Linked DNA regions of Homo sapiens: region 1 is linked to region 2. A link is a loop called in an ENCODE intact Hi-C map of the cell type or tissue named here. Cell type or tissue: pancreas. All regions are shown on one strand. Links, peaks and the distances in the headings refer to the core of each region. The heading gives the core; the rest is flanking DNA.

Region 1 (7,570 bases), core at 1,046-6,045, 220 kb after region 2:
CCAGTGCATGCCTGAAAGTGTGGCTAGTACTGAACCCTATACACACTATGTTTTTCCTACACATACAAACCTAAGATAAGGTAATTTATAAATTAGGCACAGAGATTAACAAAAAATAATAATAGAACAATTATAACAATATACTGCAATAAAAGTTATGTGAACGTGGTCTTTCTCAAAATATCTTACTGTAATGAACTCATCTATTTTCAGACAGTGATTGACTATGGGAAATTGAAATCATGCAAAGCAAAACCCCGGATGAACTACTGCATGCACTAAAGTAAGCATAATGCACTGAAGTACTATGTCAGCCAAGGATTACGTATAATTTTATAATAATGTTTAATTTATACACCCTAACTTTCCTGAGCCCCACCTTTTTCAATCCTGACTCCCTCCGCATCTAGATAAGAACGTTTCCTTCCTCCTTGAAACTTTCCATTTCCCAACTAGTACCTCCAGTCAATACATATTTATACACACCCTTCCAAAAAACAGCACTCATCTTCCTGTTGACTTGTAGTTTGTTTGTATCCTATGGTAAAATTCAGTGAGCGAGTCAATGTGCGGAATTTATTGTATAAGTATTACATTTTCTCTATGAGGACATGGAACTAGTGACCAAATAAAGCTTCATTAAAAACACCAAGGGAGGAAAAATGGCACCAGAAATTACTAGCAAACCAGGAATAATGACTGCACTTAGAAAAACTGAACAGTGAAAACAGCGTTAAAAACATCACTTCAGAGGTTTCACTTCTGCAATGGCAGTGTGAGGAGCTCCATGGACATCCTCCTCACTGAAGCAAGTATAACTGGTGAAAATTATTTTTTAAAATCCAACCATTTATACAGACTATGGAAAATCTAAGGGCATACAGTAAATGAAGAAACATTTATTCATTGAAATCTAAAACTTCATAAGAATAGTGAGAGTCTAAGACACTTAAATCATGACCTGCTTCCTGCCTCTCCCCTTCTCTTCTTGCTTAGCTGGATGGAGGCTTCACTACAGGTGAATGTGGTCAAGAAGAGGAGCTCCCTATGAGCTCTTAATCAAGGGATAAGATATCGTACCAGGAGGGGTAGAAAGCATTTCTTATCCCCTCCACGTGTGAGGTACAGAAGCTAAATTCCTGGTGACTGTGGCCAAAAGGTCACGATCTTCCTTCCTCCACCCAATCCCAACGCACAGAGTAGAGGATCTACCCTAGGTGTGACAGGCAAAGAATCCTCGGCACCCCAAATGCCTTCAATCCAGCTGACTCATAAGGTAAAGGTTCCACCTGGAAAGACAAAGCCAATAAGGGCAGAGGCTACCATTTCCGCCCCCTGGCTGGAGCAGTAGCTCAGAGAGTTTGACCAGGGGGAGAGAGAGTCCACAAAAACAGGGAAAGGAAAATCTGAATCTTCCCCCACAAGAAACTGACTTTATTTGGAACACAGTGCAGGGAAATTCAAGCCTAATGGAGATTTTGGTAGCAAGTAATAAAAAGGCTGGTAGCTCTATTACAGCTGTATGCTAAACCATAGGCCAGCTAGTTTACCATAGAGAACCAGGGAAACAGCCAACAAGAGCACTTCTGGGGTCAGAACAAACCTCAAGTACTGGATTCAAAAAGTATCCCTGACCAAATTTAATTGAACCAGAGTGCTGAGCAACTTATCCCCAGGGCATTGCCAAAAAGAACAGAGCAATCAACAACTAGAGCCTACCAGCCGAGTATGATACCAAACAGCACAGATAGCTTAACAGAGATCAAGGAGAGAGTCAAGGAAAGGTTGGTTAAAATTATCATCCTAAGAGTGACTGTACACACACGTAAAGGCTGTTGCCTCTGAGGAGTAACATCAGCGACTTCACACTGTGAGGAGACACAGACTTCAAGAAATGAACCTAGCCAAGTTACTAAACAAGCAAACAACAATAAAAAAAAGGATAAAAAACGAGGCCTGGAGGAGAATTAATATAAAGAACTGGTATAATACATTAAATTAAAATATCCGGTTTTTAACAAAGAAGTATAAGATGTGCAAAAAAACAGGAAAATGTGGCCCACACACAGGGAGAAAAAGCAGACAACAGAAGCTGCCTGTGAGAGGATCCAGATTTCAAATGTAGTGGGCAAAGCCTTCAAAGTAGCCATTTTACATGTGCTCAAAGATGCAAAAAAAAAAAAAAAAAAAGGGATGATGACAATGTCTCAACAAATAGAGAATATCAATAAGAGATAAAAAGGATTTTTAAAAACCAAGTAAGAATTCTGGATTTGAAATGTACAATAACTGAAACAAAAAATTCACTAGATAGCTCAAGAGTAAACCTGAAATTGCAGAAGAAAAAGTCAGCAAACTTTAAGAGAGATCAGTTGAAATTATGCAATCCAAAGAACAGAGGTAAAGGGCAAGATAAAAAATGAGCAGAGTGTCAAAGAAATGTTGTACACCTTTAATCAGAATAATATATATATATTGGGAGTACCAGAAGGAGGGGAACTAAAAGGAGTAGAAAAAAAGTTAGAAAAAAATGACTGAAAACTCTCCAAATTTGATGAAAAACAATGGACTATACATTCAAGAAGCTCAACAAAATCCAAGTAGGATATATGTTTTAAAAAATCCACACCCATAAATCATAGCAGAAATGCTGAAAACTGAAGATAAAGAGAAAATTTTAAATCAATAAGAGAACAACTCTTCATTTAAAAGGGAGCCACAATAAAATTAAGAGCTGACTTCTAATCAGAAACAGTGGAGGCCAGAGGCAGTGGGATTACATATTCAAAGTGCTGAAAGAAAAAAAAAAATCGAACCCGGAGTCTGATATCCAGCAAAACTATCTTTCAAAAATTATGGAAAAATAAAGACATTCCCAGATAAACAAAAACTGGGAGCATCAGTAGCTAGCAGACATGCCTTAAAAGAATTACTAAAGGAGGTTCTTTAAGCCAAAAGCAAATCTCTCTGGGTGATAACTCAAATTGAAAAAAGAATGAGCACTGGCAAAGGTAATTATGTAACTAGAAAAAACAGTTTAGAGACACATATCTTTTCTAAACTGATTTTAAAAGCAATTGTATAAAAAAGTATATAATTGTATTGTTGGGCCTATAACATATAGAAATGCAATATATTTGGCAGTAACAGCAAAAGAATGCAGGTGGAAAGAAAGCTATATTGGATTAAGGAAATGACTCCAGATGGTAACTCAAATCTACAAGAACAAATGAAGAGAGCCAGAAATAGTAATTAAGAAAGTTAATATAACAAACTCTTGCTCTTCCTTCTTTTCTGAGCTTCTTCAAAAGGTATAAAATTACATAAAACAATAATTATACCAATGTATTTTTGTGTTTGTAACATATACAGATGAAATATGTGTAACAATTACAGCATAAAAAGGGGAAAATGGTATAGAATTGACAACATTTCTGTATCTCAGTGAAATAAAATAAGTCTACATCTGAAACACTGATACATTAAGTAAGCCCTATAACAACCACTAAGGAAATCATAACAAAAATAGAGAAAAATCATTAAAGAAATAAAAAATGCTATACTAGAAAATATTCATTTGATACAAAGGAAAGCAGTAAAAAAGGAATTTAAAAAAAAACAAAACAACTTGAGACATATAGAAGACAAAATATAAAATGGCAGATAGGAATGCAACCGTATCAGTAACATTAAATGTGAATGGACTGAATAATCCAATCAAAAGGCATATATTGACAGCATGGATACAAAAAAGAAAAACCAACTATATGCTATCTACAAGAGGTATTTTAGATTCAAAGAAAGAAATGGGTTGAAAGTAAAAGGATGGAAAAACATACGTATGTAAATATCAATGAGAAAGCCGGAGTATTTATACTAATACCAGACAAAAGATTTTTAAATTTAAAAAATTATTAGCAATTAAAATGGGCATTTTAAAAGGATAAAATCATCAACTCATAAGGATAATAAAACTAGGCAGATCAACAAAGAACCCTAAGATTAAAACAATAGCCAGCTGGGCGCAGTGGCTCACACCTGTAATCCCAGCACTTTAGGAGGTCGAGGTGGGTGGATTACAAGGTCAGGAGATCGAGACCATCCTGGCTAACATGGTGAAACCCCATCTCTACTAAAAATACAAAAAATTAGCCAGGCGTGGTGGTGGGCGCCTGTAGTCCCAGCTACTCAGGAGGCTGAGGCAGGAGAACGGGGTGAACCCGGGAGGCGGAGCTTACAGTGAGCTGAGATTGCGCCGCTGCACTCCAGCATGGGAGACAGAGCACTCCAGCCTGGGAGACAGAGTGAGACTCCATCTCAAAAATGAATAAATAAATAAAAATAAAATAAAAAAGAAGATCTCAAATCAGTAATCTAAGCTTCTACGTTAAGACACTGGAAAAAAGAAGAGTAAACTAAACTATTGGCAAGCACAGGAAGGAAATAATAAATATTAAAGCAGAAATTACTGGAATAGAGAATAAAAATAGAGAAAATTAATGAAACTAAAAGTTGACAATCCTTTAGTTAGGGTGACCAAACAAAAAAGAAAGAATCAAATTAGTAAAGTCAGGAATCAAAGATGGGCATTATTATTGACTTTACAGAAGTCAAAAGGATTGTAAGGGAACAGTGTAAACAATTTTACATCAACCAATTAAGTAACTTAGATGAAACTGACAAATCCCTAGAATGATACCAACTACTGAAACTAACTCAAGGAGAAAAAACAACCTGAATAGACTATAAACACAGAGGCAATATTAGTAATAATAGTTTTTAAAACCACCCATAAAGAAAAACAACACAGATAACTTCATTAGTGAATTCCACCGAAAATTTAAAGAATCAAACACCAAATTTTCACAAACTCTTCTATAGAGAGAAAAGAGGGAGAAGCACTTCCTAATTCATTCTATAGGCAGTATTGCCCACAGACCAAAAATCAGACACAGACATCACCAGAATACTAAAGATCAATATCACTTACGAATACAGATGCAAAAATCCTCAACAAAATACTAGCAAACTAAATCTAGCATTATGTAGAAAGGATTATACACCATGACCAAGTGGAATTCACTCCAGGAATGCAAGGTTCATTTAACACCTGAAAAATCAATCAATATGGTATTCTCGTTAGTAGAATAAGGGACCAAAAAAAAAAAACAAAAAACAAAAACATGATCATCTCAATAGAAGCAGGAAAAGCATTTGACAAAATTCAATACCCTTTCATGATAAAAACATTCAACAAACTAAGAACAAAAAGGAATTTCCTCAACCTGACAAGAAGCATCTAAAAAAACCTCACAGCTAGTATCATTTTTAGTGATAAAGGACTGAAAATTTTCCCATTAAGATCAGGAACAAGACAGAGATGTTTGCTGTCACTATATCTATTCAACATTGTACTGCAGGTTATAGACAGAGAAATTGGGCCAAAAAGAAAAAAGAGAGAGAGAGAGAGAAAGAAAAAGAAACAATAGGCATCCAGAAGGAAAAGGGAGAAATAAAACTATCTCTATTTACAGATGACATGATCTTGTATACACAAAATCCTAAGAAATCCACTAGAAATTTATTGGAACTAATAAATGACCTCAGCTAGACTGACAGATACCAAAAAAAAAAATCAATTCTATGTCTACACACTTGGCAAAGAAGAATCTGAATTTAGAAAAATATTTCCATTACAATAGCATCAAAAAGAATAAAATATGTAGGAATAAATTTAATCAAGAATGTACAAAGCTTATACTATGAAAACAACAGGCCAGGTGTAGTGGCTCACGCTGTAATCTCAGCACTTCAAGAGGCTGAAGTGGGAGGGTGGCTTGAGGCCAGGAGTTTGAGACCAGCTTGGGCGACACAGTGAGACCCTAGTCTCTATGAAAAATTTCAAAAAATTAGCCGGATGTGGTGGCACACACACACACACCTGTAGTCCTAGCTACTCTGGAGGCTGACGTTGGGGGATCGCCTGAGCCCAGAAGTTCAAGGCTGCAGTGAGCTATCATTGTGCCACTGTGCTCCAGCCTAAAAAACAGAGCAAGATCCTATCTCAAAAAAAGAAAGAAGGAAAACTACAAAACATTACTCAAAGAAATTAAAGGCGAACTCATGTTTACTGATTGGAAGGCAGCATCATGAAGATGGCAGTACTCCCCAAAGGGATGTATAGATTCAATGCAATCCCTATCACAATCCCAGGTGGCTTCTTTGCAGAATTGATAGAGTGATCCTAAAATTCATATGAAAATTCAAGGGATGCAAAATAGCCAATATTGAAAAAAAAGAACAAGGTTGGAGGACTCACACTTCCTGCTTTCAAAACATACTACACAAACCTAAGGTCATCAAGACAATGTAGCAGTAGTATAAGGACACAGATCAACAGAACAGAATTGATTGTCCAGAAATAGACCCATACATTTAAGGTCAATTCATTCTGAGAAAGGTTCCAAGCCAATTCATTAGGAAAATAGTCTTTTCAACAGATGCTGCTGGGAAACTGGACAAGCACATGCAAAAGTATGAATTTGGACCCCTTCACACCATATACAAAAATTAATTCAAACTTGATCAAAGACCCAAATGTAAGGTGCTAAAAGAATAAAACTCTTAGAAGAAAACTCAGGTGTAAATCCTCATGACGCTGGATTAGGCAATGGTTTTTGAGAAATGACATCAAAAGCACAATCCAACATAACGAAAATAGATTAAATGGGCATCATCAAAATTAAAAGCTTTTACACTGCAAAGGACACCACCAAGAAAATTAAAAGATAATCCAAACAACTAGAGAAACTTCTTGCAAATCATGTGTTTGACAAAAGACCTGTATGTAGAACACATAAGGAACTCTTACAACTCAATGATAAAAAGACAGATGACCCAATTTTCAAAATAGGCAAAGAGCTGGCATGGTGGCATGCTCCTGTAGTTCCATCTACTCAGGAGGTTGAGGTGGGAAGATCACTTGAGCCCAGGAGTTCAAGTCCAGCCAGGGCAACAGAGTGAGACTCCGTCTGTATTTTTTAAAAAAGGGGTGAAGGGAGTGGTTAAGGATCTGAATGGACAGTTCTCCACAGAAGATATACATAGGGCCAATAAGCATATGAAAGATGCTTAACATCTTTAGCCATCAGGGAAATATAGACCAAAACCACAATGAGATACTATGTCACACACCACCATGGCTATAATCAAAAAGACAGAACAGCAAGTGTTGGTGGGAATGTGGAGAAATTAGAATGCTGGTGGGAATGTAAAATGGTACACCTGCTTTAAAAAACAGTCTGGTGGCCGGGCATGGTGGCTCATGCCTGTAATCCCAGCACTTTGGGAGGCAGAGGTGGGCGGATCACAAGGTCAGTAGATCGAGACCATCCTGGCTAACACCGTAAAACCCCGTCTCTACTAAAAATACAAAAAAATTAGCCGGGTGTGGTGGCGGGCGCCTGTAGTCCCAGCTACTCGGGAGGCTAAGGCAGGAGAATGGTGTGAACCTGGGAGGCAGAGCTTGCAGTGAGCCGAGATCACGCCACTGCACTCCAGCCTGGGTGAC
Region 2 (7,570 bases), core at 1,663-6,662:
GTTATTATTCTTTTTCTTTTAAAATTACATTTTTATAAATAATAAAATTTTAATTGTGCTCCAGTTAACTATTAATAAATATTCAGAATCCTTAAGGGTTTATTTTAGTTAAAATGTTTAGGACTAATGCATTAGTAAATTGAAATTTGGATACAGGAATTGCCTGGATCTTTGTTTTACAAAAAAAATCAGAAAAAAGTAATACCAACCCTATAAAATCCTAAATCTCTAATAATGTAAATATATTATTAGTGGTAATGTTATTTGTTGAGTTTAAGAGTATATTTAATTTTATAGAACAATAAAATATTTTGATATAGAATATTCAGGGAAAAAATAGAGAAGGAAGACAATTGTAAGTCGGAGAGAAACTGGGATCTGTCTATAATGACTGTGTTAAAGAATAGCACTAAAGCCACCTCATAAACCAATGACGTTGTATCACGAAATGACTTTTAAGTTGATGGAGCTGCAGCAAATAAGTTCAAAGCAAGAGGTGCCAGCACCAGAGACTTGGGTTTTGATACAGCTCTGCTCCCTACTGGCTTATCATTGGGATCAAATAGGATCATTGCAGTACTATCTCATAAAGCCATTGTGAGGAATAAATAGGATCATGTTGGAAAAGTGCTTCACAAGTTTTAGGTAATCTAATCTTGCTAAGAAAAGGGGCGAATAATTCACAAGAAAAACCAGAGTAATGATAAAAGGTATTATTGCATGCTAAGTGAGCACTGTGCCAAGAATTTCACATGCAGCTTCCCATTTCATCTTCATAACAACATGATAAAGAATAGTATGAATTGGCCGGGTGCGGTGGCTCACTCCTGTAATCCCAACACCTTGGGAGGCCAAGGTGGGCAGATCACTTGAGGTCAGGAGTTCGAGACCAGCCTGGCCAACATGGTGAAACTCCGTCTCTACTGAAAATACAAAAATTAGCTGGGTGTGGAGGCGCATGGCTGTAATCCCAGATACTCGGGAGGCTGAGGCAGGAGAATCGCTTGAACCCAGGAGGCGGAGGTTGCAATGAGCCGAGATCGCGCCACTGCATTCCAGGCTGGGTGACATGAGGGAAACCGCATCTCAAAAGAAAAAAAAAAAAAAGAATAGTATGAGTTATTATTATCTCCATTTCATAGATGAGGCAAATGAGTCATAGAGAGGTGCCAGGAGACATAGTTAATTAGTGGCAGAGTAGGAATTCAAAGACAGTTCCACCTGACTCTAGAATCTGAGCACTTTAATATTAGCTATAGTATATTAAAAAGTTCAACTTCATTAGTAAGTAAAGATTTAACAATTAAAACATATGGACATGGGAGTGCAAAGGAATGATAAACATCAAATTCCAGTTGTCTCTGTAGAGGGAGGGAGGAAGGCATTGGAATGGATTTGGGAAAGTGGTGCATGACGATTTCAGTTATATATGTAGTATTGACTCTCATGTATTCATCCTGATATAGTGGAAAGAGCATAAGTATTGAGTTAGTCAAGCCAGGCTTTTAATGAAAATGTGGAAATTTGTTAAGACTTGACAAACCAGAACCAGGGGTTATATATTTTTTCTGCATACTTTTTTGAATGCTTAAAATAATTTTCATGGTAAAAAAAAAAAGCAGTGAACTAAAGTCATCCTACTTCATTTATACAAAGATTAAATAATTAAGAAAATAATTTTGGTGAAGGTTTGGAGAAACCGATATACACTTCTAATAGTATAAATGGGACCAACTCTTTTGGAAAGCAACTTGGCAATATGTGCCATAAAAACAATCTGGCTCTTTGGTTCAGTAAGTTTCCTTTTGGGACATTATCCTAAGGGAAAAAAATCAAAATGTACATGTGCATACAGAAACATACACACTGGAAAAACTGTATGCATGAAAATGTCAACTGCAGTGTTGTTTATAACGATGGAATATGATAAACAATCTAAAATTTTAACAATAGAAAAGTAGTCAATATTTTGCAGCCTTTAAAGAAATATTTATGATGGCTATGTAGCAATTTGAGTAATGATTGTGATGTAATGTTAATTGAAAAAAGGATATGAAGTTGCATATCCACCAGGATTAAATCAATGAAAAAATAATCATAGAAAAAGATTTAGGAAGAAACAGCCTAAAGTAATGAGTACAGAATTTGTGTCAAAATGATGAGATGCATTCTTTCCTTTTTCTCTTCCAGATTTTTGATATAGATTTGACATATTGTTTTTGAAATGGAAAACTACAGTTGTCCATTGGTACCCAAGAGGGATTGGTTCCAGGATCCCCAAAGATACCAAAATTTGAGGATGCTCAAGTCTCTTATATAGAAGGGCATAGTATTTGCATATAACCTGTGCACATCCTCCAGTATATTTAAATAATGTCCAGGGTACTTACAATACCTAACACAATGTAAGTGCTATGTAAATAGCTGTTATGTTGTTTTTTTTATTGTTGTACTATTATTTTTTATTCTTGGGAAGTTTTTCCTTTTTTTTTTTTTTTCTGAGACAGAATCTTGCTTTGTCACCCAGGCTGGAGTGTTGACCTTCTGGGCTCAAGTGATCCTCCTGCCTCAGCCTCCCGAATAGCTGAGATTACAGGAACGCACCACTATGCCTGCCTAATTTTTGCATTTTTTGTAGAGATTAGGTCTTGCCATGTTGCCCAGGCTGGTCTCAAACGCCTGAGCTCAAGCAGTCCTCCCACCTCAGCCTCCCAAAGTCCTGAGATCATGGTATAAGCCACTGCACCTGGCCTTTTTCCAAACAGTTATAATCAGCCACTGGTTGAATTCACAGTTGGTTGAATTCATGGTTGGTTGAATCTGCAGATGTGAAACCAATGGATACTAATAGCCACCTATATTACATAGTACAAACCTAGCTTTGAAAATAGTGAGACAGATATGAAAATAAACTAGAATTCACGGGAGAAAATGAGGGGTTCTAAGAAAGGTGTAGACAATACATTACCAATACAGGAGGTCAGAGGAAGGGGAGATCTGTCAGGCTGGGGTCTTCAGGAATGCTTCACGAAGGAGGGACTATCAGTGGACTTCAGTAATTTGTAGAGCCGGGTAAGAGCTGGGGATGAAAGGAGGGCTAAGCAGGAGGCATGCAAGTTGCAAAGTGGAGCAATGGGAGATGTTCTCAGGAAACAGCACTGTGTGTCACGGAATATTTTACTTTCAGTTTTTCTGGGTTTTCAGAAAATGTGGTAACTTTAAAGTTTTCACAGTTGAATTAATTCCACAGAACAACTGGTTGTAGAATCATAGCAACATAATTATGAGTTGTGCTTCTGGCTCCAAATCTTTCATCTAAAAATAATCGCAGTGACCACATCTTGGGAAAACAAAGCCATTACCTATTCTTGTGCTCCAGCTATCTCGGTAGTCACTTACTGGAAAATGGATTACAGGTAAAATAACTGCATGTTTTTAGGACACTACTTGTCTCTCTTACCTTCAGTGAGTTGATTAACGAAATAATTTAAAAACTTATATTCTCCAGGCATTCTCTAAGGCATGAACATGATTTTGAAGAAATCCTTTACCATCACACATCACACAAGCCTGCCTGTGCTCCTCCAGAAACGTAGCCCTAGTACTCCTGGAAGCCCATTTTGTTCCTTCAGGGAGTATGCTTTCTTTGTGCAGAGAGGAGAAAAATGCTGGAGACAGAGATGTGGGGAGTAAGAGGAGGGACGGTAGGTAAGTCTCAGCCACAGGTAAGATGAGTGGGAACCTGTATGCTCCACTGCCCCCATGTGTACCAGCTGTTCTTTGCCCAGCTTCCTTGGGCTAGAAACATATTCAGTGAGTAATACATGAATCAACAAGATGATAGGTGTGTCATTTATCAAATGATTACTTGTGCTAGAAGTTTACAACCATTCAATTTTATTTATTTTATTTTATTTTATTATTTTATTTTATTTTAGATAGGGTTTTGCTGGATGCGCAGGCTGGATTGCAGTGGCTCAATCTCAGTTCACTGCAGCCTCAACTTCCCAGGCTCAGATGATTCTCCTACCTCAGCCTCCCAAGTAGCTGGGACTACAGGTGTGTGCCACCACGCCTGGCTACTTTTTGTGTTTTTTATAGAGATGGGGTTTTGCCACGTTGCCCACGCTGGTCTCAAATGCCTGGGCTCAAGCAATCCTCCCTCCTAGGCCTCCCAAAGTGCTGGAATTACAGGTGTGAGCCATTGCGCCGGGCCACATCCCTTAACTTTAATGATCATAAGAATCCTGCCCAGCTTATAATTCAAATGCCAGGGTACTCAGGTTCTTCAACAGACTCTAGTTTTCTTATCCTCTAAGATTAGTGTAAAATAAAAGTGCCTGATTGCCATCTCACACACTGGTGAGAAATTCTCTGTTCCTCTCCACATCTCCAGGTTTCCCTTCCTTGCCTCACATTCTGTTTTCCTACACAGGCCAAATTCTCCATGTCTCCTTTACATCCCCCTGGTGTTTGTGTTCCCTTTTGCTATATAGCCTTGCCGAATACTTGGCGCATCACCCCAATTTCTTCACTCCCCAAAGTTATCACCCACATATGATTGCTTGGTTAACAAACATTTATTTAACTTTTGGTAAAAGGTAAGGAATGTTCCACTCTGGTGCCAAGTAACAACTTAATATTGGATATTAAAACTGTATCCCCAAATAGAGCCCCAGATTCCTGGCTACTTTGCTGGACTTCTCTCTTTCCTAGGGTTGGTGCTTTCATCTCAAACTCCAGGATGCTCAAAATTATTGTTTTATTATGCAAAGCATTTTAGTTCTCTGCCTGGGGCTTCCTCCTTCATATCCAAAGCGGACCTATACAGGTGTTTTCCTAAACTTAAGAGTCCTAGAAATCAGAAAGCTATAGTCTGCTACAATTTTAAATAGCATTTACACAAGATGAAAAAACAAGTTTAGTGAAATTAAATGACTGCCCCCAAAAAAGGGTCAGAGCCTGAATTAAAAGCCTGGCTTGACTAACTCAATACTTATGCTCTTTCCACTATACCAGGATGAATACATGAGAGTCAATACCTATTGAATGTTTACAACATGTCTGGCTCTGTTCTAAGAGCTTCAGGGGCATTAGCTCATTCAATCCTCACATTAGTTAATACCCCACTTTATAGAAACAGAGATAACTACCCATAGTGGCAGCTAACACATGGAAAGGTCAGGATTAGAGCCCAGGTAGTCAGTGTCTGTGCTTCTCATCATTAACTGCTACTCTCTACCAGCCTCAAGATCCAGCTCCCTGACATTCTTTCAGTGGCTGAAAATAAGGGCAGCTTATTATCACATTTGGGATTAAGTTAAAAAAAAAAAAGGAAACAGGGGCAGCTACTGTGTGAGAGTTCAGTCTGCTCCCTGAAAATGACCCCAGCATGGTTTGGAAACTCAAAATTTCTAAAAACCCTGAGAGTACATGGGCATTGTTGGGGTCTGAAGGTATAGACTAGATTTGCTCAGTGACAAACTTAATTATAAACTTTATAATGGCTGCTTTCAAAACCAATCAGGTAATTCAGTCTTTTCTTGCTTAATTAGTTGCCACAAATTCACTCAATCCATTTAGTCAGTCAGTCATTCAAGACTTATTGAGTGTCCTCTATATGTCAGGTACTGTTAGGCACCAAGTGAAGAAAGAGGGATCCTTCGGGTCCAGACTCAGTCCTGGAGTGGCTCCAAATGTTAGAATTATGATTAGTGTTTCTTCCTATACTATACGGGATGGTGCTGAGATTCTAGATTTCGTGGCCCAGTTCTTTAGAGAAAAAAATTACTAACATGAAGAAGGGCATTAAATTGGGTCACCATTGCTTGAGGGAACTATTCCTTAAGAATATAGAACTTGCTTTGATTTTTTTTACACTCTAAGTGCTGCTCTAAGGTTTGATTTCCTGAGTGGACAAGACTATCAAGGCAAGAAGTCCCATGTAGGTGACAACTAGCAATATTTGGGCAGAAACATATCTCACTTTAATAAATGGGCATCTTAATGTAAAGCTGGATCTTAGACATGAACTAAATCAGTGGTTTTCAAACTGTGCTCCTAGGGCCTCATTTGCAATAAATGAACATTTTAAACTGCATGTGAAAACTGCATTTTTTGGATATCTGATTTATATATTGGAGTTTTGCAATTTAATTTCATTTAGGAAGAAGAAAAAAGAGCCCTTTTGCAAAATGTGAACACCTCTGAGATTTTCATTCATTTCTCTATTCACAAGGGACTAAGGCCTAGAGAGATGAAATGACTCACTGAAATGGCAGAGATAAATCGTAAACCTAGGTCATTACTCCCAGCCCAGTCCAATGCACAGATCTCCCCCTTTCTATCTACTACCCACTGTGTGTCTGGAGAGCATGGCACACAGGCCAGTGTAAATCTGGGTGAACTATGTCTTTGTAGTACTGCAAAAGCTGAGAATTCAGTTCCAAATGGTTCTGCAAAAATACTGACTGAGGACTATTTACTGTATATATGATTAAGTGCTACATAATCTACTATGTTCCTCATAATAATCCATGAGTTGGGCTGAGCAAATATCTCCCCAGCCCTCTCCTCAATTTTGCAAAAAGCAAAACAGTCTCAAAGCCGTTGACTTCTTTAAAGAAATGTATTAGTAGATAACAACAACAAAACAATCCAAAATTCCAATCTTCTGACTTTTAGGAAGACAGAGCTCTAACCATTATATTATATACTGTTCAAGCCAACTGGTAAGAATATGCAGTGCTTGTGCAGGCAGGAGAGCAATGATGTAATTAAATAGGACAGCTCCCAAAGTTGACAGGCATAAATGATGAAAGGCAAAGTTTAGATATCAACCTATGAGCCATGGACACCTGCAGAGTTTTAAAATTATTACAAAGGGACCTGAAGTCCCATAAGGTATGCTTACCTGAATAAGGTGGGTTGCACTGATATATACACCCAGACTTCAAATGGATAGAGATGCTCTTTTGTTTAATAAAGTATGCCTTCAATTAAAAGCATTACTGAAGCCAGATGTGGTACTGTGTGCCTACAGTCCCCACTACTTGCTACTCGGAAGGCTGAGGTGGGAGGATCACTTGAGCCCAGGGGTTCAAGTCCAGCCTGGGCAAAAAGCATTACTGAATTCCTAGCAATGTGTTTATCCTTATGTACTTTCAGTCAACTTTTACTAAAAGTACAAACACTATTATGTGCAACTCTGTGAAATTTTGTTGTTAAAAATGAAATCATAGTTGAAAATGTGGGGACTGTCTGTTCAAGGCTAAAATAAAGGGAACAGAACAAAATTAAGATGGGAAATAATTATTTTAAAACATATTTTGTATGTTTTCCTGTGTTTCTATTTTAAAGCTATATATCTAAATTATTGCTCTTTGTTTTCATGTTGAATGGCTGCTTCTTATCTGGCTTTGTTTATTAAGTGTGGTCAGATCATTTATTCTCAGAAAAGCTACCCTGTAGCCTGGCCCTACATTCCTCCAAGATAATATCATCTGCAGGACTCAAGTTTCTTGCCAGAGAGCTGATTTGCAGAAGTAAACAAACTGGGAGTAAAACCAAG

The links. A loop is a pair of places that touch in the nucleus more often than their neighbours do. Peaks named below come from ENCODE experiments on the same cell type or tissue, not always from the same donor. Only the 100,000 strongest peaks of a DNase experiment are listed, where the experiment ranks them.
Region 1: it touches region 2 in a loop (3-fold over the local background); 34 of 110 quality-filtered maps call a loop at or near these places.

Annotation. Positions count from the first base shown.
Region 1 is chr6:118,880,899-118,888,468 of GRCh38, forward strand. All of the region lies in intron 8 of MCM9 (minichromosome maintenance 9 homologous recombination repair factor), which reads right to left. Among named protein-coding and RNA genes, the nearest start is that of ASF1A, 9.5 kb to the right of the region's middle. In pancreas, for the core only: no CTCF peak of the experiment used is centred there; no DNase peak of the experiment used is centred there.
Region 2 is chr6:118,661,443-118,669,012 of GRCh38, forward strand. It overlaps LOC124901388 (a long non-coding RNA gene), which reads left to right and starts at 3,365. Exons shown (of 3, transcript XR_007059728.1): 1 at 3,365-3,708. It also overlaps a transcript of CEP85L not described here. In pancreas, for the core only: no CTCF peak of the experiment used is centred there; no DNase peak of the experiment used is centred there.